Linked DNA regions of Mus musculus: regions 1 and 2 are each linked to region 3. Evidence: chromatin loops called from intact Hi-C (ENCODE). Cell type or tissue: gastrocnemius. All regions are shown on one strand.

Evidence for each region. A loop is a pair of places that touch in the nucleus more often than their neighbours do. Peaks named below come from ENCODE experiments on the same cell type or tissue, not always from the same donor. Only the 100,000 strongest peaks of a DNase experiment are listed, where the experiment ranks them.
Region 1: it touches region 3 in a loop (4-fold over the local background); 42 of 42 quality-filtered maps call a loop at or near these places.
Region 2: a loop joins it to region 3, with 3 times the contacts of the local background. A loop is called at or near these places in 8 of 42 quality-filtered maps.

Annotation. Positions count from the first base shown.
Region 1 is chr15:103,169,517-103,177,516 of GRCm38, forward strand. No RefSeq gene overlaps it. Among named protein-coding and RNA genes, the nearest start is that of Smug1, 10 kb to the left of the region's middle. In gastrocnemius, a CTCF peak has its summit at 3,219 (motif pointing left); DNase peaks (open chromatin) are centred at 3,206 and 7,721; H3K4me3 peaks cover 1,410 bases; H3K27ac peaks cover 3,391 bases.
Region 2 is chr15:103,116,832-103,124,831 of GRCm38, forward strand. D930007P13Rik (Riken cDNA D930007P13 gene) reads right to left here. Exons shown (of 7, transcript NR_045743.1): 7 at 6,239-6,461. Among named protein-coding and RNA genes, the nearest start is that of Gm28876, 16 kb to the left of the region's middle. In gastrocnemius, a CTCF peak has its summit at 4,803; DNase peaks (open chromatin) are centred at 4,770 and 5,747; H3K27ac peaks cover 337 bases.
Region 3 is chr15:102,982,670-102,990,669 of GRCm38, forward strand. It overlaps Hoxc9 (homeobox C9), which reads left to right. Exons shown (of 3, transcript NM_008272.3): 3 at 1,226-1,775. The coding sequence ends at 1,470. Hoxc8 (homeobox C8) reads left to right here and starts at 7,870. Exons shown (of 2, transcript NM_010466.2): 1 at 7,870-8,000. In gastrocnemius, a CTCF peak has its summit at 4,916; a DNase peak (open chromatin) is centred at 4,941; H3K4me3 peaks cover 2,334 bases; H3K27ac peaks cover 2,330 bases.

The DNA of each region.
Region 1 (8,000 bases), 190 kb after region 3:
GTTGCCCGCATGCCCCTTCTCAACGTGAGAGCTTGTGTAGGTGGGGTGTACCCTGTGCAAGTCCCTGTTGCCTTTTCTTGAAGTGGTTAGGTTTTGTTGCCCATCCTCCTACTGAAGAGTATGGTGGTGGTCGTTTAACCTCTTCTGTGGACCTCTTCCAATATTTAATGCGCCTCCCTTCTCGGAAGTCCTTCTGAATATCTAACCATTGTGCCTCATGCTGCATTTTCTTCTTGTTTGTCCTTGGAAGAGAGCCACGTCACCTCTCACATGCTTTAAATCCTTTGTTACAATGTCAGAGCAATCCAAGTACAGCCACCTGCCCACATTCTTGAGTTTTACAAACATGATAGAAGGCAGACGGCTGCCTATTACCCTAGAAAAGAAAAAATGGAGACCCAAACTAGACAGGAAACGAGGCCAGGGCCCAGGGCCTCTAGGCAGTGAGCAGGGACAGACAACGATGTCTGGACTAACAGACAGCGGGCAGAGAAGGAAGAAAGGGGGATGGGAAAGAAGCGGGCAGACAAAGGGAGAAACACACAAAGCACTGGACAGACAAAAGGACTGTGGCTGGGGACAGGCAGACAGCCGAGAGGCAGAGACAGCTGCACGTCCGCCGGCGGGCATGTGAGCGAGCCCTCCCGCCTGCCCATGTCACTCAAGGCTCTGCAGGAATGTGGCCGGGTCCCTGGGGGTACTGCGGCGCTAGTTTACGTCTCTCTCATTATCCTGCGGGTCTTTGCCTCCGAGCTCACCGCGCCTGCCCTCCGGTCTCCCCTGTCTGTGACCCGGCCCAGTCTCCGCACCTCATGGCCTGCCCTTCGCCCTGGCTCGGGGAAACAGACATCTCTGCGAGCGTAGGGATCTCCCCGGACTCCGCCAGTGCAGGAGGGCGCAAGGCACGTCTGGGGCTGGAAAAGGCCAAGGGCTGCCCCTCTCAACGACTAGGAGGCACGGGTGTGGCTCATTGAGCCCCAGAGGGTGGGTGTGGTCGAGCATCATTTGCATCTCATTTGCATGTCCGAGTTCTCATCCCCCCTCTCCCCCCCCCCCCCCGGTTCTGCAGTCTACCCCCAAACCCCACCTTGCCTTGAACTTCAGCTGGGCCCAAGTAGCCCAGGAGAGGTGAGGAAGGGCAGGGCGGGCCGTGAGAAAGACACCCAATGGATCCTGTAGGAGTCACTACACTGCGCAGATTAAAGCCACCCCTCCTCGGAGCTTCAAGGCAGGTCCTCTATGACCCTGGCGCTCTCTCTGTCTCTGTCTGTCTGTCTGTCTGTCTGTCTCTCTCTCTCTCTCTCTCGCTCTCTCACACACACACACACACACACACACACACACTTTAGCCCAACCGCAGCTAACTTCTTCCATGAAGCTTTCTCTACACAAACCTCAAGAGCTAGCCTCTCCATGACATCTAAAACCGTCGTTGTCTGACCTGTCACCAGAGGACAACACGACACAGGGTTTGCACAGCTTATAGACCAACCCATGGTGGTCTCTCCAGTAGGACTGTCTTCTCCACACGCCCACTATGAACCAAGTAAACTCTAGCGAATCCCTCAAAACCCAACCAATAGTCACCTTTCTTGGGAAGCCCTCCCTGACGTTCCTCCCTAACACCACTACCCCCAGCACCAGGCAGAGGCCGCACATCCTGTTCAACCTTCCCGGAACACACTTAGAGATGAGACTCAGATGTTCTTAGCATTCCAAGTACCAAGCAGGGGTGCACCCCAGAGGAGGTCAGGAAGGAATGCGAGGGACGCCTTCTTGTTTCCTAAATGGTCCCTTTGCACAAGGAAGCATAGAAGGGCAGGCCAGGTGGAAGAAAGGAACGAGAAACTAGGGCTATGAGTGTGGGCCAGGAAGGCAAGGAAGAGCAGCAGAACCCAAAGCAAGGAGAAAAAAGGCGGGGCCGAACTGGAGGGCGGGGCCCTGGGGGCTGGGTCAGCTGAGCTGGGAATCAGGGAAGAGTGAGCCTTGACCCCCGCTGGAGCAAATCCAGCTGGGCCTAGTCACTCCTGCTCTTGTTTTCCGGCTTGGTTTGGTTTGGTTTTGGCTTTGTTTGTTTGATGGGGCCTCCCAGTGTGGCCTCAGCTGTCCTGGAACTTGAAGTGATCCTCCAGCCTCAGCTCTTAAGGCTAGAATTACAGGTGTGAGCCACTGCACACACCTAGCCAGTTTTTCTGCCGGGGAGAAATGGATGCATCTCCCTTCTGCCCTCTTCCCGACATTGGGAAAAAGAAGGGGAGGCAGAGGTTTGTCACCTCACTGGGACTAGGGTGCTGCAGTCCGGTTGTGAGGCTGTGTAGCCCCCGGGCACAAACAGGCCTGCCCACCCCTCTGTGGGAGGTTGCGGGCTCTATCTGGCCATCTGAGCCTCCAAGGCACACGGAATGACTGACTACGGAATCTGCTTCCTTCCTCTAACCCTGACAGAAGGCTCAGGCGCTTGTAGCACCAGCGTGTCCATTGTTGTCCGAGGCGCAAAGATGCGTAGTGCAGGTAAATGGACTGCCACTTCCCCTCTGCTTCATAGGTGGGACATAGGTGGGAGCCAGTGGGTCACAGAGTGCTCTCCTTAACCCCACAGAGACAGAGCCTGGCTCCAGAGGAACAAGCTGCTTTCCTGCATTCTGCCTCCTTCATTTCGCCAAACCTTGTAACTCATGGGCTCATCCTTCCTGGTGCATAGCTTACATCTTTTCCTGATACTCTATTTTCGAGGCTCCGCAATGACAGAGCAGAGCCAGAACTCTAGTGCTCTGGGGGATGATGGTGGGCAAGAGAAGAATAGCTTTCAGTCTTGGATGGAGGAATGGGAGTGGGAAGAGATGAGGAGAGGAGGAAGACGAGTACCCAGCTGAGGACAAAGGAGGAGCATCAGGAGGACTGTGAGGAGGAGACAGCATCCACCAACTCCTTTCTTCCCCAGTTGCAGTTGAAATAGAAGGTAGACAACTGGAAGGACTAGCTAGCTGAGACAAGGGAAGGATTCTGAGATAGTAAGATGAAGTCAAAGTCTGCATGAGTCTAACAGCGTCCGGAGTGGTACAGGCCCCTCGGTGGCAGCTACCGGAGCAGGAGCTGAGGTAACCCAAGGTGCAAAGAAACTAGCTCTGCGTGCCAGCTTCGCAGGGATTCTCGAAGCACCAGACACCAGAAGGAAAAAGGCTGGTCCCAGAGCCCCCTTGTGGCTGCTCAGGGCAGGATCAGAGGCGCCATACGCACCCAGCCTGGTTATGAGGCCTGGGCAGCTGCAAGGAGATGACTGAGCTCTGAGGTCAGGCTAGGCAGAACAAGGCTTAATGCCTTGGATTTCCATAGCCACCGGCTTTTGGCATGTCTCCTCTTGGGCTTCAGTTTCCTTATCCATCCAAAGAGATCAGATTTGATTTTGGATGGTTCCCTCACACGTGTGACTCCAGCCCTGAGGGAGAGAGACTGAAGCCAAAGGAGTAGGCTGCAATCCTCCTGTCTTACAAGTGTTGGGATTACAAGCTGAAAGTATCATATCTGGCACACTGTACAGTTCTAAGAGTTCAGCATGTCCAAGTCCCACTTCAAAGTCCCACTTGGTACTGTCCTTTAGTCCCAGCACTTCGGAGGCAGAGGCAGATGGGTCTCTGTGAGTTAAGGCCATCATGGTCTAGGACAGCCACAACTACACAGAAAATGTTCATCTTAAAAAACAAACAAACAAACAAACAAGGCTTCAGCATGTGGTAAGGGTGAGGCTCAGGCATACAATGGGTTCTATTCCTCTGAATCTCTCCCCTGCTGAGATCTTTGGGAGAGGGATCCCAGTAACCCTTAGAAAGAATCATAGACAGACTGTGAAGACTCAAGGCCTTCTACTGTGCCTTCAAGGCAGGGTAATCTGCAAGCTTTGGCTTAGCACCCTGTGGGTGTGCTGGTGATCAGTCAGGCTGGCCTGAGGCCACAAGCAGACAGCAGGAGATCAGTGAACCATCAAGAGCTAGTATCCCTCGTGTCATCGCATGCTTGGGCTCTGTAATGCTTCGTCTTGGACACAGCTAAGGCTAGGTGAAACAGAGGCCAGAGGCTGAAGTAAGAGCCACTCAGACATGTTCTGTCTCCCGCACTACCGAATGCACAGGCTAGCCCCACAATCAGGGCTCCCCACACATGTAGCTCTCCAGAGACTCCATTGGTCCTAAAGAGATGGCTGAGTAGATGAAGAACAGCACTTACAAGTCCTAGACCAGGATAAAGGGCAAGGGCAGGGAGCCTGTAACACTGGTGAGGCCCTGAGGAGACCTCAAGCTTTGCATCATTTCTAGCACTTGTGATAAAGGCCAAGGATCCTGACAGGGTGGGAAAATGTGGGCCAAGAAGGAACCTGGTGAGGGCTTTACCCCAGAGACCATTTCTCCCCTGGAGCCATACTCTTTAGGACTACTCTCCTGGACTATTTGGAAGTCAGTCCAGATATCTAACCTAGAGGGTTTCACTGTGAGGATTATTTTAGCCTTTTACCCCATTTTAAGCCAGAGAAACTATGTTGGAACTCTGAAGAGGAAAGAGAAGTAAGCACAAGAGAGTGAAAGAGACAGGGCAATATCAGACTGAGCTGGGACAGTCACAGGACACCCCTCTGCCGGATGAATTGGGATAGGGGCTGCTTTGGAAGAGAGACTTGAGAGAGACCACAGGGAGGATTTCCCAGAAAAGGGCTCATGATGACATTTTCGGGGGGACGGGGGACCATTAGCTAATTGAAAGCTGAGCATGACAGTGTGACAGAAAAGGAAGAGAAGAGATGATCACACGGCAGAGAAGAGAGAAGTCCGTAGATGGGACAGGATCTCCGGTGGAAATGGTTAGGGATGGCCCCTAAATGTCCTGAGGTGACCTAGCCTGAGAACACCCACACTGGTTCCCTATATGAACTGACTGACAAGTCTACCCATGCTGGGGATGAGGAGGGGGCTTTGCTACCTCAGCCTTAAGGGCAGTCAGAGGCCTCTGCATTCCTGAACTACCCCTCAGAACTCAGGAATTGGGATCTTAACGCCCTCCCACACACCCAATTATAAGTCATCCCAAGGATACTCACATGGCCTGTGCTGATGCAGGAAGGGAAACAAGGCCAGGCCCCCACCAAGCTGGACTCCACCTGCCAGGGAGGGAACATGAACTGTCCTGACTCCAGAGACCCTGGTCCTGCCCCCAGTTCTGTTTGTGGAAGCCCCTGTCCAGGTCCCCTTTCAGTCCACAGAACCAGAGGCTCCTCCAGTCTGAGCCCAGCCCAGCATCTGCCACAGGAAGAGCTCCCAGATACTGTGGAGTGGAATGTCCCCAGGATCTGGAACAGGCCTGGGTCCCAGTTCTCTCTCAGTTTGGGCTGGCCAGCTCCACTGAGGCAGGAGCAGGCAACAGTGCCTAGCTGCTGCATGCAGAGGTGGGCTAGGGAACTCATCCCCTTCCCAGCCTGGATGTGACCGATCCTCTCTAGGAGCTGCCTGCTCAGCCTGGCAGCCCTGAAGCTCTCTTGCAGGAAGCTGATGCTGGCATCATTCTGGTCAGTATGCTCAGGAGGCCTGAGCATTGCTGCAGGGCAGCCAGTGTCATTCAAAGGCACACTTACAAGCTGGTCCAGACAGGCTAAAAGCAAGTGGCCTAGAGCTCATCTGGAAAGCCGAGAGATGAGAGGAGATGCTCAGGCTAAGAGGACAGAGAACACGTGCACAGCAGAAAGTGTGGAAGAAGCAAAAGGAGAAACCAAGACGGAAGAAGATGGAAGGAGGACAACCTGCTTCCAATGACCTCTCTGTCTAGCCTCGCCTAGGAGCCTGCCTTTCTAGAACACCAGGGACCACCAAGAGCATCGAAAAGGCCAGGAATCCAGTGTGTGTGTGTCTGTGTGTGTGTGTGTGTGTGTGTGTGTGTGTGTGTGCGCGCGCGCGCGCGCGCGTGTGTGCGCGCAAGTCTGTCTGTCTGTCTGACTGACTGACTGACTGTGGGTTGCCTGCCTGTAACTCTGCACACTAACATGCAAGTCTGTCTGTCTGTCTGTCTGTCTGACTGACTGACTGACTGACTGTGGGTTGCCTGCCTGTAACTCTGCACACTATCTGCATACCTTATGGGGACCAGAAAAAGGCATCAGATCCCCTGTAACTGGAATTACTGATGATTGTGAGTAGCCACATGGTGCTGAGAATCGAACCTGGGTCCTCTAGGAATCCAGGTTTTGTTTCTGAATCTACATCACTGTGCTTGTGACTTTGGTAAAGGCAGACTTTGGAGCAAGTTGGAGCCAGACAGCCGGGCTGAGAGGCTTGGCCCTATCCCTGTTCCTGCCCCTATCCCTTCTGCTTATTGATTGAAGCTTCCATTCCCTCCGCTGCAACGTATTCACAGGAATTGGCTAGAGATTCAGGGCAATAGCGAATGAGAAGTGATTGACATTTGATGAGCATTCTAGAGTCTACCTGGGTAGGTTGTCAAGTGGCTGGCACCATTGTGTGGTTGGAACTTGGTACTCAGCTAGGGCAGCTAGGGTTGCTGGCTGGCTGTGTGATTTCAGGGCAGACCCTTGACCCTCCTGAGCCTCGATGTCTTGTGTGTGGAGGGCAAGTGGTCAAAATGCCCTCCCTGTGGGGCTCTTGAGGGATCGAATAATTAAATGGTGTGATATGTGTGGCAATCATCTTGGTACAAGTGTCAGCTATAATAATGAAAGGAATAATAGTGGCTCTTAGCTTGAAGACAGAGCTCAGCACAGTGCTTGAATAGTACACGTACGAATTCCTGGGTTCTACCCTAAATTCTATCACAGGCATAATGGTACACGTGAGGCATAATGGTACACGTGGGTCCACTTGGGATGTGGAAGCAAGAGACATGGAAGCAGAGGACCAGAAATTCAAGGTCATCTTCAGATACATGGTGGATTTTGTCCAATCTGGATGATGATGATGATGATGAAGAGAGAATGAGAGAGAGAGAGAGAGAGAGAGAGATTTGTCTTTCTTTCTTTTCCAAAACAGTGTGTCTCACTATGTAATCCTGGAACTCACTATGTAGACCAGGCTGGCCCTGAACTCACAAGAATCCACCTATCTCTGTCCCCTTGCTGCTGAGATTAAAGGTGTGAAACACGACACCTAGCAAGGTTTACATTTTTATTACCAGAGGTCCTGCCCTGCTCCCAACACTGGAGTCAAGGGAAGAAAGTGCTTAGCCTTCATGTAGTCGGTTCACCTGAACCATAAGAGAGAGGTCAAGGCAGAGGCAGGAGAGTTACCAGTGAGAGGACAGCAGGACCTTCAGCAGGCACCCTGGGGTAGATTCTCAGGCTGCTTCATACCGACAGATGCACCGACCTCACTAGTAACGGCAGCAGGGATGTATACACAAACTGCTGCAAGCCTGGATTAGCCGTTTGACCTCCCCCAGCTTCAGCTATCTCATCTCAAGATTAAGGCACTGGACCATCAGACAATCTGAGTCCCCTCTGACCATAATAAAATGATGACTTGGCGTTTGGGTGCATTCTAAGACACGTGACCTCTGTGCATTTCACCTGGAAACTACCTCACTCTCGTACACAGAGGTTCAGAGGTAAGGGCATTGACCTTGCGGTTCGCACGCCTTGGTCTCCCTTTGCTTTCCTCAGCTCTAACCACCCAATGCGGAGCCGAGCTGGCACACCACTTCTGGGTGCTACAGGCCGGGCATCTGCTTCCCCCTGCTGGTCAAGTGTGGCGTGGCAGCCTCTCCTGCAGGAGCTAGGTTTGAGAGCCCGGCCTGTTGGCAGGTAGGCTGTCCAGCTTCACCTGGTCCTTAGGCTCGTCCCATCCAATTGCTCCCCTCCCCCGCCCCGCCCTCCGGGATCCCAGGAAAGGCTGTGATAAGAATGAGACGGATTCTCCACTGGCCCTGATCCCTCTACAGAAAAGGAATTTCGAACGCAGTGGTATTTAGAAATGAATAAACAATTGAGCGAGGCCATGTCCTGCGTGCTT
Region 2 (8,000 bases), 130 kb after region 3:
GAGTATGGTACAAGAAGAGGAATTCAAAGGGGACATAGAATGGAACCATCCAGAAGTAAGGGCACTAGGGGCACCTTGAGCAGTGGGCCAGAAGGTGGGTGAAGTGCTAGACCAGGTATGACAAATGTTGGAAGAAAGTGGGCACTGGACTGAATCAGGGAGGTGGAAACAGCTCCATGCCCTTTTCCTATAGTATTGCTGTTGAGTCCACAGATCCTGCTCCGTGCATTGTCAGGACAAGGCATACTTTGGAATCACATGAGTCCTGAAGGACAGTTAGTTTTCAGGTGGCCTCTCACCTCCCTCTTATCCAGCCTGGCACAGATAGATTGGGTGGTATAGTGATGGGTGGAAGGAATAGGGTACCTCTACCTGAATGTTTTCATATTCCCCCACGTCCTCTTCAGTAGGCAATAATTCTCACTGTGCCTGGTCTTATATACCCCATATGTCTTGAGCTCAGAGAGCTAAGAAACACCCCATCATTCTTAAGCCATGCCTCACCCCCACCCCCGCTCTCTCCATACTTCTTTCTGAACAGGGGCCTATAAGGGACCTTCACAGCTGGACAGCAGCTGGAGGCCCCACATCTTCTGTGCACTCAAAATGACTTCTACAGGGGAACCTACAGCCAGAGGAGGAGGGGACAACTCCAACAGTATGTGCTCCACCTGACCTGCTCAGGTCTGGGGCGTAGCAAATGCCCAGCCAGTGAGCTTAGCCAAGTGGTACTCAGTGGCTCATGCCTATCATCCCAGCACTCCAGAAACTGAAGAACAGATGTGCTTATGAGTTCAAGGCCAACCCAAGCCACACAGTGAGTTTTAGGTAGCTTGGGCTGCAGAGTGAAATATTGTCCAGGGCAAGGGGTTATTCCTGGTGTCTCTGTGGCAGGGATGGCCAGTGGGGCATTTGAAAGTTTTGTGTACCTCACTCTCCTTGGCATCTCCCATTTACTACTGCCAAGGGGCTCAAGATAGAGACATATATCTATGGAATGCCTCCTTCACTACCCAGACTAGCTCCTGAACTGCAGGTCTTAGAGCTTAAGCCCATGAGGCTATAAAAACCACTCTATCTCCTTTCCTGATGAGCTGCCAGAGCCCCTACCATTCAGCCCCTGGCAGAGCTAGGAAGTGACAAGGACCCAGTCAAGAACAGGTTGCCTTCCATGCTCCCCCTGTTAATGCTCCCCCTGTTAATGTTAAAGCCAGTGCCCATGGATAAAGGGATCCCGAAAATGGAGTCATTCTACTTCAGAGCCGGAGTAAGCCGGCCCCACACACCGAGCTCATCCTCCTCCACCCTACAGCCACCAGGATTCAGGGTACTTTGCACAAGCTATGTCATCTGCTTATTTGGAGCTCCAGAGCTCATTGGTAGAGACTTTTTTACCATGTTTGAGGCCATAGAGACAAAAAAGGAGAAGTGGGGAATGAGAGAAATAAATGGAGCATAGTAGCGCATACTTGTAATCCTAGCCCTTGGGATGGCTGAGACAGGAAGATCCATCACCACAAGATTGTCAGGAGTTCAAGGCCTGCCTGGACAATACCACGGGATCCTGTCTCAAAAGAAAAGAAGAGATAGAAAAGAGAAAATAAAAATAAACAGGAGATTGAAAGGAGTGCAGAAATGAGAGAAACTTTCTTGTGCATTTACTACAAGCGTGGTTGGACTGAAGTACTGCAGTCTGTCCTTCTGGGATCCAATGAAAACCTTCCAAGCTCTACGTTATATTACACTCATGGGCACTAACAAGATCATAAATGCTGAACATTCACTGTGTGCCTCTGGCAGTGGATGGGACTTTGCTCAGGGAAAGAGAGGAGAGAGCTGTCTATGTCACTGGGCTTGTACCCCAAATAGCACATTAACTCATAGAGGGCCATGTTGTAAATATCAGAGGCTCCAAAACTTTAGTAGAACCCTATCACCTTGGCCAGGCAGTGATGGCACATAACTTTAATCCCAGCACTCAGGAGGCAGAGGCAGGCAGATCTCTGTGAGTTTAAGGCCAGCTTGGTCTACAGAGCAAGTTCCAAGACAGCCAGGACTACACAGAGAATCTCTGTCTCAAAAAAAAGGAAAAGAAAGAAAGGAAGGAAGGAAAGAAGGAAGGAAGGAAGGAAGGAAGGAAGGAAGAAAGAAAGGAAGAAAGAAAGAGAAAGAAAGAAAGAAAGAAAGAAAGAAAGAAAGAAAGAAAGAAAGAAAGAAAGAAAGAAAGAAAGAAAGGGAAGGGAGGGAGGGACAGAGAGAGAAAAAGAAAAGAAAAGAAAAGAAAGGAAAAGAAAAGAAAAGGGAAGGGAAGGGAAGGGAAGGGAAGGGAAGGGAAGGGAAGGGAAGGGAAGGGAAGAAGAAAGGGACCTTATCACCTGCCCTCATGCCCATCCAGACATATGATCACGTGTGAATCACAAGTCAGTAAGGTAGACAGAAGAAAGAACTCCCCTGGAACATCAATGCTGAACAGTAAATCAGACTGGAACGATTCTCTTCTTGGAAGGCAATGAACCAGGAAAACCTCACCTTGCTGGACCAGAAGTAATGTAAGGCTTCTGCTACACTAAGGGGGATGGCTGGGAAGACCCTTTTAACATCTTCTGGGACAAGGAGGAGAGGCAGAGACTCTAGCCAAGGCCTGATGGGGAGGGAACCCAGAGAGGGACTGAGAGGAGAGGGAGGGCTGGAGGAGGTGGGGAGGAAAGCTGGAGAGATGAATGGTCTTGGCAGGACTGATGGCCAGAGCCAGGATGGATGGATGGTGGCGGAGGTTTGTTTACTGGCAGCCCCCAGCCCGCTGCTGCCCAGGGAGAGCAATGGTGGCTGGCACATCAGAGGGCTCTTAGAGAAGCTCGCTGGGATGATTTAGATGGGAATGAATCAGCTCCATATGGATTAAGTGTCCCAGCAAATCTCAGGACCTTACAGATGAGGGGACGGGGCAAGGGCACCGGAGGGAGGGGCACCCAACAAGAGGAAGCCCGAGCTTGGAACCGCAGAAGGTTGCCTTGGTGGGTGCAGCAGGGCAGCCTGCCTCGGACACAGCTCTCTTTTCCCTGCGTGGCACCGGGCCTCAGAGAAAGACCATTTCCTGTACAGTAACTAACTGGTCTTCCCTTGTCCTTTCTGTCGTTTTAAAAAAAGATTTGCTTATTTATGTTATGTATATGAGTACACTGTTGCTCTAAGGACATGGGATCCTGTAACAGGTTACAGATGGTTGTGAGCCACCATGTGGTTGCTGGGAACTCAGGAGAGCAGTCAGCGCTCTTAACTACCGAGCCATCTCTCCAGCCCCCTTCTTTCTGTCTTAATCTTCACATATCTTCTCTCTCATATCCATTTTTCTATCCCTCTAATTACCTGGCTCTCTTCTTCCATACTCCCAACAGGGTCTCTGCCATTGTTTCTTTCCCTAGAGACTTAAATAGCTTGAGGGGCCTGCCTGGTCTCTGTTCACCCTGATCTCAGTGCCACCTTTCCACCTTGCCAGGCCTTGTATGGCCCTCCTTCCAGTTCCATGCCCTGTGCTGGTCTCTTGTGAGTCCTTAGGTTCCACAGTGACAGAGGACCAGGACAGTATAGCTTGAAAAGTGACATTCTAGCTGCAGGGTGTTTATTCTCTTCCTCAGGCTTGGAAGGACAGTGGTGTTCACTGGCTAACCTCAAGTTGAGTTACTTACACACCGTACTCCCAGGCCATGGGGGTGATAGGTTGTGCAAGGTCCATCTCCCTAAGCCCCTCACGGGGATCCTCTGTTATAAAGCCAACTGCCTTGTGGACAATCTGGAGTCAAAGCATGGGGTAGTCTCATATGACGATTGGTTGAAATATCACAGCCTCCCCCTCCCCCATTGGTGATCTATGGGCTGTGTGCCCTGTAAAAATTATTTATCGGGGCCTCAGAGTGTCCTGATTTAGTGCATCTGCCTCTGGGGCCGAGAGGCCTGCCTGTCGGCTGGAGCCTAAGCGTTAAACGACGCTAAAAAGTTAAACGGCCAACGTTGGGGGCTCACTCAAGGAGGCACCATAAAGCTGTCGGAGCTGCTTAAATCAGGAATGAGGATTCCCCCGAACATCTTCTCTCCATATGCTGCAAACCAAGAAGCCTCTCCTTGCTCCCCAGCATGAACAGCCCATACAGGGCAGGCTTGCTTGAGTAGATATTTCCCTCCAGGGTCTCCTAACAGGAGCCTAGAGCAGACGAGGTCATGGTACCCAGTCACCTCCGGCTGGGGCAGTTTGGGGAGGGGGCTCTCCTTCATGAGATAACAGTCTTAAAGACTCTCATAGAAGACAACGAAGATAAAGGTGCAGCCTTTCCCCAGGGGCTGGCCTTGTCAGGGTTCTCTCTTGAGCTTGTCTGTCTGTCTGTCTGTCTGTCTGTTTTCAAGACTGGGCTTCTGTATGTAGCCCTGGCTGTCCCAGAACTCATTATGCAGATTAGGCTGTCCTTGAACCCAGATATCTGCCTGCCTTTGCCTCCCTAGTGCTGGGATTAAAGCTATACCACAGCCCCAGCAAGCTTGTCTTGACTTAATCTGCATTTCTGTGAATGAAACCCTCAGGAACTCCAAGTCCTCCACTTGGGTTTGAAGAGAGTTCTGTCCAAGCCAGGCTGTGCCCTCTGACCTCGTGTGCACCCCCCACACCCACACCTACTTTCATGACTCCTTGAGAGACACAGCCTGTCCTTTCAGTGTGTCTGTCCCTTTACTAGGGCACCTCTGAGTGCCAGCATACACTCGAGCCTGGCAGCTGGTTCTCAGCTGAACTCCAGTCCATGCTGCCACCACCCGGCCACTGCCAGGCAGCAGAGAAGGTAGGTCTCCACGGGCTGTCTATCATGCCTACTTTCAGCAGCAATAAAATGTGCCTCTTAAAACCTCCACTCTAGTCCCTAATATTTGCCTGGCCATATATCTCCAGTGATATACGGGCAGAAATTGCTCATAAACAGCTATAAAACCTCATGGAGCTGGGGAGGAGGCACAGAGCCCAGGCTGCAGGAAGATCGGAAGTGGTTCAGCTTCCAATCTTCCTATGCCCTAAAATTAACCCCGTATCCCGGTGCTGCATGGAGAGAGGTGACCCAAAGGAAGATCATGAACCCTTCCTTCCCCCCAGGCTTCATCTGGCTGCTCATGGGATGTGCTGTGTGACCTTGGGCAAGTCACCCAGCTCCTCTGTGCTATGCTTTCTATCATGAGGATATCAGCTGCCTAAGCCCCTCAAGAAGTAGTTGTGAGGATCAGAAGAGGAGGACTCATGCATACTATTAAAGAAATTTAGTAGGACACAGGAATTGTCCCAAGACAGGTTCAAAAGCTGGATACAATCATGCTTACCTTGTAACACCCTGACCTGTAACTATTGCTGTTGTCCTGCTGCAGGGGTAAAACCTGGGCCCCTGAGAAGTGTGCACAGGGAATCGGTGTCTGAGAACTGACTCCAAAGGCTGATCCTTGCCCTTCCCATCTGTTAGAGTGAAATCCTGGAGGGCAGGGGGGTTGAAGGGGACCTTCTTTCCTGGGACTCACTTCTCCCCATCACCCAGATGACAGCTTCCAAAGTATAAGGTGCTTTGAGGGAAGCGCAGCTCCTCTCAGCAGAGACTAGCCAGGAGAATTCTTTGTGGGAGGATTACCGACCACAGCAACTGGTTCCAGCATCCTTGGTCCAAGTCCCCCACCACACATTCACACACAAGCCAGCCACCAGCTGTTCCTCTGTTCTCTACCCTCCCCCTCCATCATTGCCAGAATACCCATTCCTTGGCAGATTCCAGCCACACACACACACACACACACACACACACACACACACACACACACCAATAGACAGACTCTTTCACAGCATCCTTGTAAGAGCCTCTGTCTGCCCAGTCTGGTCAGTCTACCTTCTCTCCTCCCCTAGAGTTCCCCCAGCCCCTGACTTCTCCTTCCCTTTAACATGGCCCTGGAATCTCTATGCAAGACCCTCCTACCTTAGCTATCTCCTGTGACTGCCAGCCCTGCCTCTCTTTCTCAGTATCGCCCCGGCTCCCAATGTTCTGGCTTCTGGGACACTTAGCCCTGGCCCTTCCTAATGTCCCTCTAGTTTCTAGCCTGCCCTTCAGAACTCCCAGATACTGCCTCACCCTTTGTCCTTTGTCATGTTCTTGGGTCTTGCTTTAAAAGGCCACAGCTCACCCCACAATCTTGCACAAAAGAAACAGCTGCAGAAGAGTCCCCTGTTTGCTTGGGTCCATGATAAAAGTCTCTCATCTCTGAAAGTTTGAGATCTCGCAGGAGAAGGGTCTATAGCAGTAAGAGATAGCTAGGAGGCTTAGAGTGAAGGACAGAGGTGTCCAGGAGAAAGGGACAAGGAGGTTGCAGGCACCCTGGCCCTGCTCCAGTCTGCCTTGATATTGGAGTCTAAACCATGGTCCACAGCTTCATCTGTTGGCAGTGAGGGTCTGGAAATAGAGAGAGGCAAGTCAGGGCCAACAGTAAGAAGGCCATCATTGTGCCCCGCACCTCCCCTTCCCGGGTGGCTCCCACCCCCAACCCCACTTTTCTTTAAGTTTCCAAATCAACCTTCCTGCAATAATAATGATAAAGCAGGAAGCTGGGCCAGAGGACAGTGCAGATTTTTCTTCTTGACACGGAGTTTCCGATTAAAGGCAGAGGGACATAAATCCTCCTGCGTAATTGCTGTGCTCCGGCTCAAAGCCACTTGGGGGGGGGGCTCCCACCCCCTCGGCACCCCCCTCTCCATCCTGAGTGGCTGGGGAAGGGGGAAGGGAATGTAGCCTTGGTGTACAGGCTGTGCAAGGGGTGGGCTACATGCCCATTTTCCTGCCAGGGGTCTGGTCTAGAAAGACTGAGATCCGTAGTCATGTAAAAGCCTCTGGTTCTCCCACCAAGGAGCCCTTGCCCTTCCCTAGAGTCCTCGGAGACTCCTGGAACTTACGACCTCTCCCACACTGGTAAGGACCTTGAATTCTATAAATTATCATAGGAGATTGATTCAGGAGAAACTGAGGCCTCTTGAATGAACTGGTTGGTGGCAGACCTAATGTTGGACTGCTGTCCTAGCTATATTAATATTTGCTCTGTCACGTGAAGGGAGGAGCTGACAGTGTTTGTATATATTAAATCTCAGGCCCAAGTAGCTTCCTGTAGAGTAATTTTCATACAGACAAACACACACACACACTGAGAGAGCGCTTTTTTAATAAAATCAGGACTATCGCATGCGTTTATCTCCTCTTTACAAACAAGGAGGAAAGAACCCTGGAAGCAGCTGTCAACTGGGATCCCATAGTCTTCTGATTCAGCTTCAAGTGCTTGCCCCGTCTCAAGCATTCTCTTTGCTGATGTCTTTCATTCTCAATTTGAAGCCAGCTCTCCTCCTCCACACAACCCTCCTGAATTAAAACCATTGTTTCTACTCTTCTGTCTCTCCCTGAATACCTTTGAGCCATTCCTAAGTTTTCTCTCACCAGACATGGGGTCTGTTCCCTGTGACCTGTGTCTTCACTACTGTTCCCTTCCCTACAAACCCACACCCTGACAGCTCCACACATGTGTGCATGCATGGCCATGGAAACCCTGGTCCTCTGCATCAGGGGAAATCCCACAGAAGCTCCAGGGGACACGGGCATAGTTCTGGGTTTCACTTTATACCCAGGAGACACCTGACTTGCCTTGCTCTTGAGTCCTGTCTAGCATCATGAGTGAAGGAGCCCCTCAACTGGGACCAGAGAAAGAGATGCCATACTGCCACCAATCTCCAGATACAACCAAACCCAGCTGACTCCTGCTGAGCTCCTTGGATCACCTGACAAGGTAGCACCGACTGGATCCTGCAGTCGCAACTGAAGTCCTGCACCAGCCCAGGGGCACTCTGTGAACACGCCATGCCTCACCCCCAGCAATACTCAGTGAAAGCAAGGACCTGGAAAAGTTAAGTCCTATCTGGGCTGGGGAGAAAGCATAGGAGGGAGAGCCCA
Region 3 (8,000 bases):
GCCAGAGTGGGTAGTCTTCAACCCACTAGGGGTTAATAAAACAGAAGGTCCACTGACTTCTCCCCCAGGAGAAGAATCTGGGGGTGCACAGCCTAGAAACTTAGGTCAGGACTTCCAGATATAAGTGGAGGAGAAGTAAGGTCCGAGTTTCCTTAAACTTGAAAACCTACTTTTAAGTGTCCACAGGAGAGAAGGAGTTGTAAATGGGGATCAGGAATATATATAACAAGGAAAGAATCTTCAGATATGAGAGAGAGAGAGAGAGAGAGAGAGAGAGAGAGAGAGAGAGAGAGAGAGAGAGAGAGAGAGAGAATTCTGAGTGTTGCATAGAATGGGGGGGTTGCTGACTAGGTAAAGAGGTGGGGGCAGGTGTAAGCTGCAGGGTCAAAGAAAGGGGGAGAGGAAGAAGGAGAAACAGCAGGGGAGGGGTACAGTCCCTTGGATGAGAGGAAGTGTCTGGGGGATCCCCGGGAGGAGACTTCAGGAAATCTTTTCCTCTAGCTCTATAAGGGGCCAGGGCCTAATTATACCCCTCTGAAGCCTTCCCTCCCTGCTCTCAGCTACTCCCATAAACCTGAAATTGGAGGGTTGTCTCCTGCAGAGCTGTCCTGGGGCTGGCTGGAGGAGGGGGGCACTGGAGTCCAACATATGAGGGAGCCTTTCTCCAAGGCCAGCAGCTCTGTGAGGAGAGGGGAAGATTTTCCCCATCCTGATAACTTCACCCTAATAATTCGCCTCAGCAGGGTTGAATTCTGAGCCGGAGATGGGTACTGGAAAGAAGTGAGGGTTCAGGGACTCTCAGGACTTGGTCGTGTCTGTGAGGATGGGAGGGGGCAGAGGAGGAGGGAGGTGGGGAGGAGAGGGACCTTGCTATAAAAATAAAAAACAAGAGAGGGAAGCGTTTATGGGCCTATGAAATGGTTGGGAATTTGGACTTTTTATGAGGATATTCTCGAATTACTACTCTTGAAGCTAAGGACCAGACTGTGGGAGCTTTGGTAGCTTAAATTTTACTACAGTTTTAGGTGCTGGAAGCTGAACAGGGAGGGGATATAGGGAGGGGGCTGGATGCAAAAGAGAAAGGAGGAGATGCCTAAAGCAAAATGTGTCCAAATTCAGGTTCAATTATTGAGTTTGGGGAGCTTGACTAAACCTAGGGTGGGATGACAGAGGTCCTGAGCTGGAAGGGAACTTTACTGACCCTTGCCCGTGTTTGTCCCTCCAGGCAACCCCGTGGCCAACTGGATCCACGCCCGTTCCACAAGGAAGAAGCGCTGCCCCTACACCAAGTACCAGACGCTGGAACTGGAGAAGGAGTTTCTCTTCAATATGTATTTAACCAGGGACCGTCGGTACGAGGTGGCCCGTGTTCTCAATCTCACTGAGCGGCAGGTCAAAATCTGGTTTCAGAACCGGAGGATGAAGATGAAAAAGATGAATAAAGAGAAAACCGACAAGGAACAATCCTAAGCCCTGCCCCAGCCTGCTGCCTCGGCACAGCCAAGGGAAACACAAAAACCCCCACAAAAAATGCCCCAACCCAGGCGGGAGAAAGCACGAAAAGAAAAGGAAAGAACAAGATAGAGAAAAGCCCACCGTCTTAAAAAGAAAAGAAAAAAAAGGAAGGGGAAAAATGCAAACTCTTGCGATGTGGGAGGGTTAAGTGTTGAGAAATTGGTGTTTAGAGTTAGTTCTATCCATCGAGGAGGAGGCAGGAGAGAAACTGCGTTCTCTTCCCCAGCGCAACTGAAATAAATGACACACACAAATGTGAATTTTTTTCCTTCTTTCTTCAGAGAAGCCAGTATTTGAAAAACTCTCTCTCTCTCTCTCTCTCTCTCTCTCTCTCTCTCTCTCTCTCTCTCTCTCTCTCTCTCTCTCCCTCTCTCCCTCTCTCCCTCTCTCCCTCTCTCCCTCTCTCCCTCTCTCTCTCTCTCATATTTGGTCTGGGCCATTCCTTCCTGGGCCTTGGGCGCTCTGCGGGCAGATTTCATACAAAAAGACACACAATGATGATCCCCAGTCCAGAGCTGAGGGCCGGACTGCGCTGCTGGCTGGATCAGGCTGCAAATGCAGGCTGCTGCCTCAGGCATGTACAGAGCAGTGTTCTTAACCCAGCGTCCCTCCCCATCGTCCGTCGTCCTGTAATGTTGTTCTGTTTGTTACAGTAGAACTCTGTTAATATATCTAAGTCACTTGGAAAAAAAAAAAAGAAAGAAACGCATTCGCATCTAGCTCTCATCATTTTATTCCTTGTGATTCTGTCGAAGAGGCAAGTGCTTAAATCCTCTAAGGGAAACTGGAACCAGAGAAGGGGCTCCCTCTACCTTGGAAGGGCAAATGCCTGCAGCTTCTCTTCAGGCAGGGCAGAATGGGGGGTGGGGGCTCTAGGGGAGGGGTGGAGGCTGCTGAGGCAGAGGCCTCCTTGTGCCTGCCCCGGCTGGCTGCCTATGAGTTTCCTAGTGGCTTGATGGAGCGTGTGGGGAGCACTGCTTGAATGATTTTGCTGGCTGTAATTAATTGTAATAATTTATGAGTACATGAGATCAGAGAGAAGAGATAGGTGAAGATGAAAATTGGGTGCTGGGTGAGGGCCCAGACTGGCTTCTTGCCTGGTTGTTTTTGGTGCTGTGGTGCTTTCAGGGTTGACTGAAAAAGAAAGGTAGTGGGATGGTCAGCTAGGAGGAAAGGCCATGGCCTCAAGAAACACTGAGGGGACCGGCACTAAGTTCTGAATCAGAAGTGGGGAAGGAGGAAGAAGGAAGAAATGAAAATGCAAGAAAAAACGACAGAAGGGTGGAGAAGAAGTAAAGAAGGAAGGCATGAGAAAATATTAGAAAAGAGGAAATAGGTAGCAAAGTCAATGTAATCAGAATTAGTTTCTTTTTAATGAATTCATCCCCGATCTTCTCACTTCTGTCCCCTTCTATTCCCCCCTCCAAAATCTGAATGTTGATGAATGATCAGGGTGACTAAGGTCACCTAAGCAGTACTGCTAGGGAATGGTGAAGCCAGGCTCCAAGGAGCCGGCTAGGGACTAGCTAGGAATGGGGTGCTCTCTGGTGGCTGTAGGACCCCAAGCACAGAGGTGTTGATATGTAGCTAACTGCCTGGTAGGGCTGGGTGACTGCACTATAGCCTTCTCTAGAACCTTCCTTCTCTGGAGCTAACAGTTTTCATGGGCTAATCAGAAGCAGACATAGTTACTGGGTCTGCCTCAGCCCAGCACCCCCTTTCTCAGAAATCCCCCAATCTGGAAACTATTAAAATTAGACTTTGAAATATAGCCCTTTAATATCTTGGGCTGTCCACTCTTCCAAGGACACAGAGTGTTGCTCTGAGTACCCGGAGGACACCACCTAAAAGAATATAACTGGGGTGGGGAGGGCTGTCCTCTGTGTTGTTCCATCCAACTCATCTCATCAGGATTGGTGGACATTTGTATGGACAACCTCTGCCCCATTATTTGAGTCTCCTACCCTCTTCTTCCAATTAGAAGGATTGGAAGATTTGTTTCTTTAATATTGCTGGACCCTCCAATCAAGTGGCAACAACTTATCAGCCTTTAATGTATTCACTCTTTCCTGCTTAATAGACTTGCCCCCACCTCTCTTAGCATCAACTCCTTGCTCCTTTTGGGAAGGTAATTCATTTGTATATATTTTCTCACTACCTCATTCTTCCCTTTGGCCTTTTTGATATTCTGTAACCCTGGCCTAAGTTCTGCACTTGATGAGAGAGCCAAGACACCCTTCTTTCCTACAGTCTGGACCATCAGGATGCCGGCTTCTTTCCCTTCTTAAGCTCAGTGCTGTTTCCGGGCTTCCACTCCACCCCTGCTCCAAGGCCCTGAAGCCTCCTTTCTGAGTCCTCCAGCCTGCCCTGCTTTATGAAACCTACCCTCCAGAGCCAGCCTTGCTGCTACGGAAAGGAAAGAGGACCTCAGAGTTTGTAGGACCCCAGTAAATGATGGGATTTAGAGTAGGTCCACTCTTTAATTTCGGTTTCCAGCCTCCAGGTCCGGATTAGATTCGATTTTATTCATTACCATTTATGAATTAAAACAACATGACACACAGCTGGGGAGAGAAATGAAAGCAGGCTAGGAGAGAGGCTAGCAAACGCCCTCTTCCCCTCATCTTCCCTCCCACCTCTCCTCTGCTCCTTTGTCGGAATCACAAAACCCTAAAGGTTGTCTCACTTGGGAAGGCAGCAGATAGGTACATTTCCGTAGCCCAGAAATGCCACTTTTATGGCCCTGTTTGTCTCCCTGCTCTAGGTTCTGAATGGGGCTGAACAAAACAGCAGTGCAGAGCTGGCTAGACGTCTGGGCTTAATTGTTTTATGGTTTAAATAAGGTGGACACTCTTTCCTTTGAAATCGGATTATAGGAATGTTTTGTCTATGGCCCACGGAGATCAGGATCTTTCTGGCTGAGAGGGAGAGGTGAAGAGCATTCAAGGAATGGGCTACAAACTGGGGAGTGGGGGCAGCCTGGAACAGTCAGAGTCCTACTCTGAAGTCTTGCAGGCAGCAGCGGAAATAAACTGTGCATCAGGATAAGGGGGCCTGGGAGTTTAGGGTACGTGCCAGGAGCAGAGGTCCTGGGAGCTTCGGATAGAGTGGTGCATCCGCGTGCGCAAAGGGTTTTCTAGACTAGAAAAACGCCTGAGTGGAGGAGATTCTGGCCATTCCTTTGCAATGTTTCTTTATTCCTGAAGGGAGGGTAACAAAAGAGGACAGTGTGGAACCCTTCTCAAGGTTTATTTCAAGAATTTAGAGAACTAAAGAACAGAGGCAACTACCTTCCGGGAATCCCTCTCCTTTGGAGCTGTTTAGAGGCTTCTTTCTCCCAACTTGCCTTCGGCTCAGCCTGGGATCTCTGCTGGCTTTTCTCCAACCAGTTTGCATTGGAACAAGTGAACGCGAGGTGGCGCTGTTGCTCAATGTTAGAGGCAGAAGTGCCCTCCGACCGGCTTGGCCTGCTGACATTTCTGGCCAGAGTGGAAGCTTCAGTCAGAAAGGCCCTGGCTTCTGCCAGATTCGGCCCCACTGCCTCTGAACAAATCAACCCTCTCACCTGCGAGGTGTAAATAATTCGTGAGTGGCAGCAGGAGATGGGTCCTCACTCTACCGGCGAGCTCGGGAGACGAAAGAGGGCAGGCATCAAAAATAATCGCTTGTGGAGATAAGTGAGGAGCAAGTAATTAACACAAAAAGGCGGAATGACCCGAACAAACGAACATAAATCCGTGGTACCTAAGAGGGCGGTGCAGGCCTTGGGCAGTGGGACAGAGCAGCCGCGAGAATGGCTGCTTGCAGTTCTTTTATTTCCAGACTCAGAGGGCAAAATAAAGCAGATAGGTGTAAAAGAAAATAGATAGATAGATAGATAGATAGATAGATAGATAGATAGATAGATAGATTATAGATAGACAGACAGACAAAAGCCGAGACAAGCCCCCAAAGGGGAAATCAAGTCCGACCAAGGTTTACAGGACTGATGAGTTTCTTGGACAGGCAGTCGCATGCTCAGGACAGTCGCATTCCAAGACACAAAGGCCCAGAAGAATAGCTCTGTAGCAGGTTGTGGTTTTTTTTTTTTTTTTTTTTTTTTTTTGCTGCACCATAAAACCTGGAAATAGATCCCCACCCCCTAAAAGATAAGGCACAGGCCCCAGAGAGGATCTGGACCCTCTGAGGCTCCTCTTTCCAGTCAGAAAAGAGAAAGTATTTATGACAGTCCTCCGTGTCAGATGCTAGGAACCCAGAATCCACCTTGTTCAGTTCTGTACTGAGCAGTCTCTCAGATCTCTCAGATCAAGGCTGGAGTCAAAGATGCAGCAGGCTCTGGCGGTGAGGGGAGGGCGGTTGGGGGGGGAGAGGGGAGGAGATGCTCTGGGGTGCCCCCCCCCAATGTTCTGGACTCTAGTGAGACCTGAAGCCTACTGCACTTCTGGACCCTTCTCTTCTGCTGCTTCAGAGCTCAAGTTCTGTGTCCAAGAGTTTGGGCAGTTCCTAAGTTCATTAGTGGTGAGTTCCCTAAATGCAAAAGATTCTAATAGGGTCTCTTGCCTAGACACCAATGAATCACCTTTAGGAATCTGGCTAAGAGTATCCATTTCCCCAATAATTAATTAAATAAAAGAAGGACAGGGGAGAGTTGCTCTTTTTATCCTATTTTGCCCTGCCATTCTTTCTTTGATGACTAGAGCCAGCCCAGAGTTGTCTCATATGGGCAGAAGGAAAGGAAAAGATCTGGTTTTCTAACCAAGTCCTTCCTTGCCTAACCTGCAAACCTCAGGATGTGGGGTGTGGGCAGATCAGATGGATTTTTTTTCTTGATACAAAAACCTACAAATGTATATGTTTATCAAGCACTATGTGAATGTGCCTGGTGTGCATATGTATGTACAGGTCTGTAAGTCAGAGTGGCCACTTCCAGAAATGAGTATGGGTAGTGTAAAATGAACTAGCACTTGGTGTGTCTCTTTATCCCGGGATAAAGAGACATACATACATACATACAGTACATACAGTGTGTGTGTGTGTGTGTGTGTGTGTGTGTGTGTGTGTGTGTGTTTGGAGTGTGCTCCAAGGTGGCCTCACATACTGTAGAGGAAGAAGACAGGGGGAAAAATCATTCTTATTCATCTTCATGAGCACAATAGCCCACACGCACACATTGTTCTTATGCTTTCTTCTCTTTTCTCTCTGAATTAAGCCCACATAACTGCAAACACCATGGCCAGAGAAGGGTGTTGGTTATTTTTTTTCCATTAGAATTAACTTGAATTTGTCCAGTCTTGGGCATGGGGATGCTGCCCCCGCCCAGAAAGTGTGGGTAAATATTTAAAGAGTGTCTGTTGACAGTTCCCTTCCACATCCTGGCCTGGGCAGCCTGCCTGGAGAAGGGCTTGTGTGTGCAGGGAATCCTGAGGGCCCCTCTAGGTTGAGCTGGCATTTCCTAAGGGATGGTGGTTTATGAGAACCAGTAAGAGGTCTACTCTTTTGCACCCTTCAGTCCAGCTGTAATCTCCAAAAATGAAATCTCTTGAGTTGGGCTAGACAGAAACCTGGGCACACAAACTATTCCTTTGAGTCCCCATAAACAGCTTTGCTCTCAGGTTCTCCCAGCCAAGCCTATTGGGGTTCCCTACTCCTTGGAGAGGTTGCTTTCTATAGGTCATGCTGAGGCATATAGAGTGCCCCCCAAGAGCAGTCAAGAGACAAGAGTCCCCAGGATATAAAAATGACAGAGCAGCTCCAGACCTTGAAGAGAGACCAGAGGCTGGAGATTGTGCAGGCTGAAGGGTTTGGGGTACATGATCACCATGCTGGGCTTCTCAGAGTCCTCAGACTTAAGGAACCTCAGAGAACTCATCTTTTGGATTGCAGGCTCAGCCCTGACTTACTAACTCTCACCTCCTGGGGGTCCTCTACCTGTTGAGGTAACCTGAGTTGACCTGATGGCTCAGGTATCTCTCAAAAAGGAAAGAAAAGGGGGAACACCTTCAAACTAGAGTGCACACCTTGGAAAAGCTGGCCTTGTCCATTAGCTAGGGCTGGCTCACCACCCCCTACACACACCACACCCCCATTCCTCGCCTCTCCTCCCTCCCTCTCCTCCAGGTCCCCCCCCCCAGCCCTGAACCCCCTCTCCCCCAGTCTCTCTCTCTCTCTCTCTCTCTCTCTCTCTCTCTCTCTCTCCCTCTCCCTCTCCCTCTCTCTCTCTCTCTCTCTCTCTCTCTCTCTCTCTCTTGCTCGCTCGCTCGCTCGCTCGCTCGCCTGTCTTCATGTCGTGGATTGATGAACGCGAATCGCGTGTAAGCGCCGCCACCGCCGGGAGTCTGAGGAATTCGCCTGGGCTGTTAGAGGAAAGAGCTAAGTGAGAGCGCGCGCTCTACCTACCGACAGTGAGCAGAGAGCTGCAGCCGCCCGAGCCCGCAGCCGGCACCGCGCCCCCACCTGCCCAGCCCCCAGCCCAGCAGTCCAGCCCG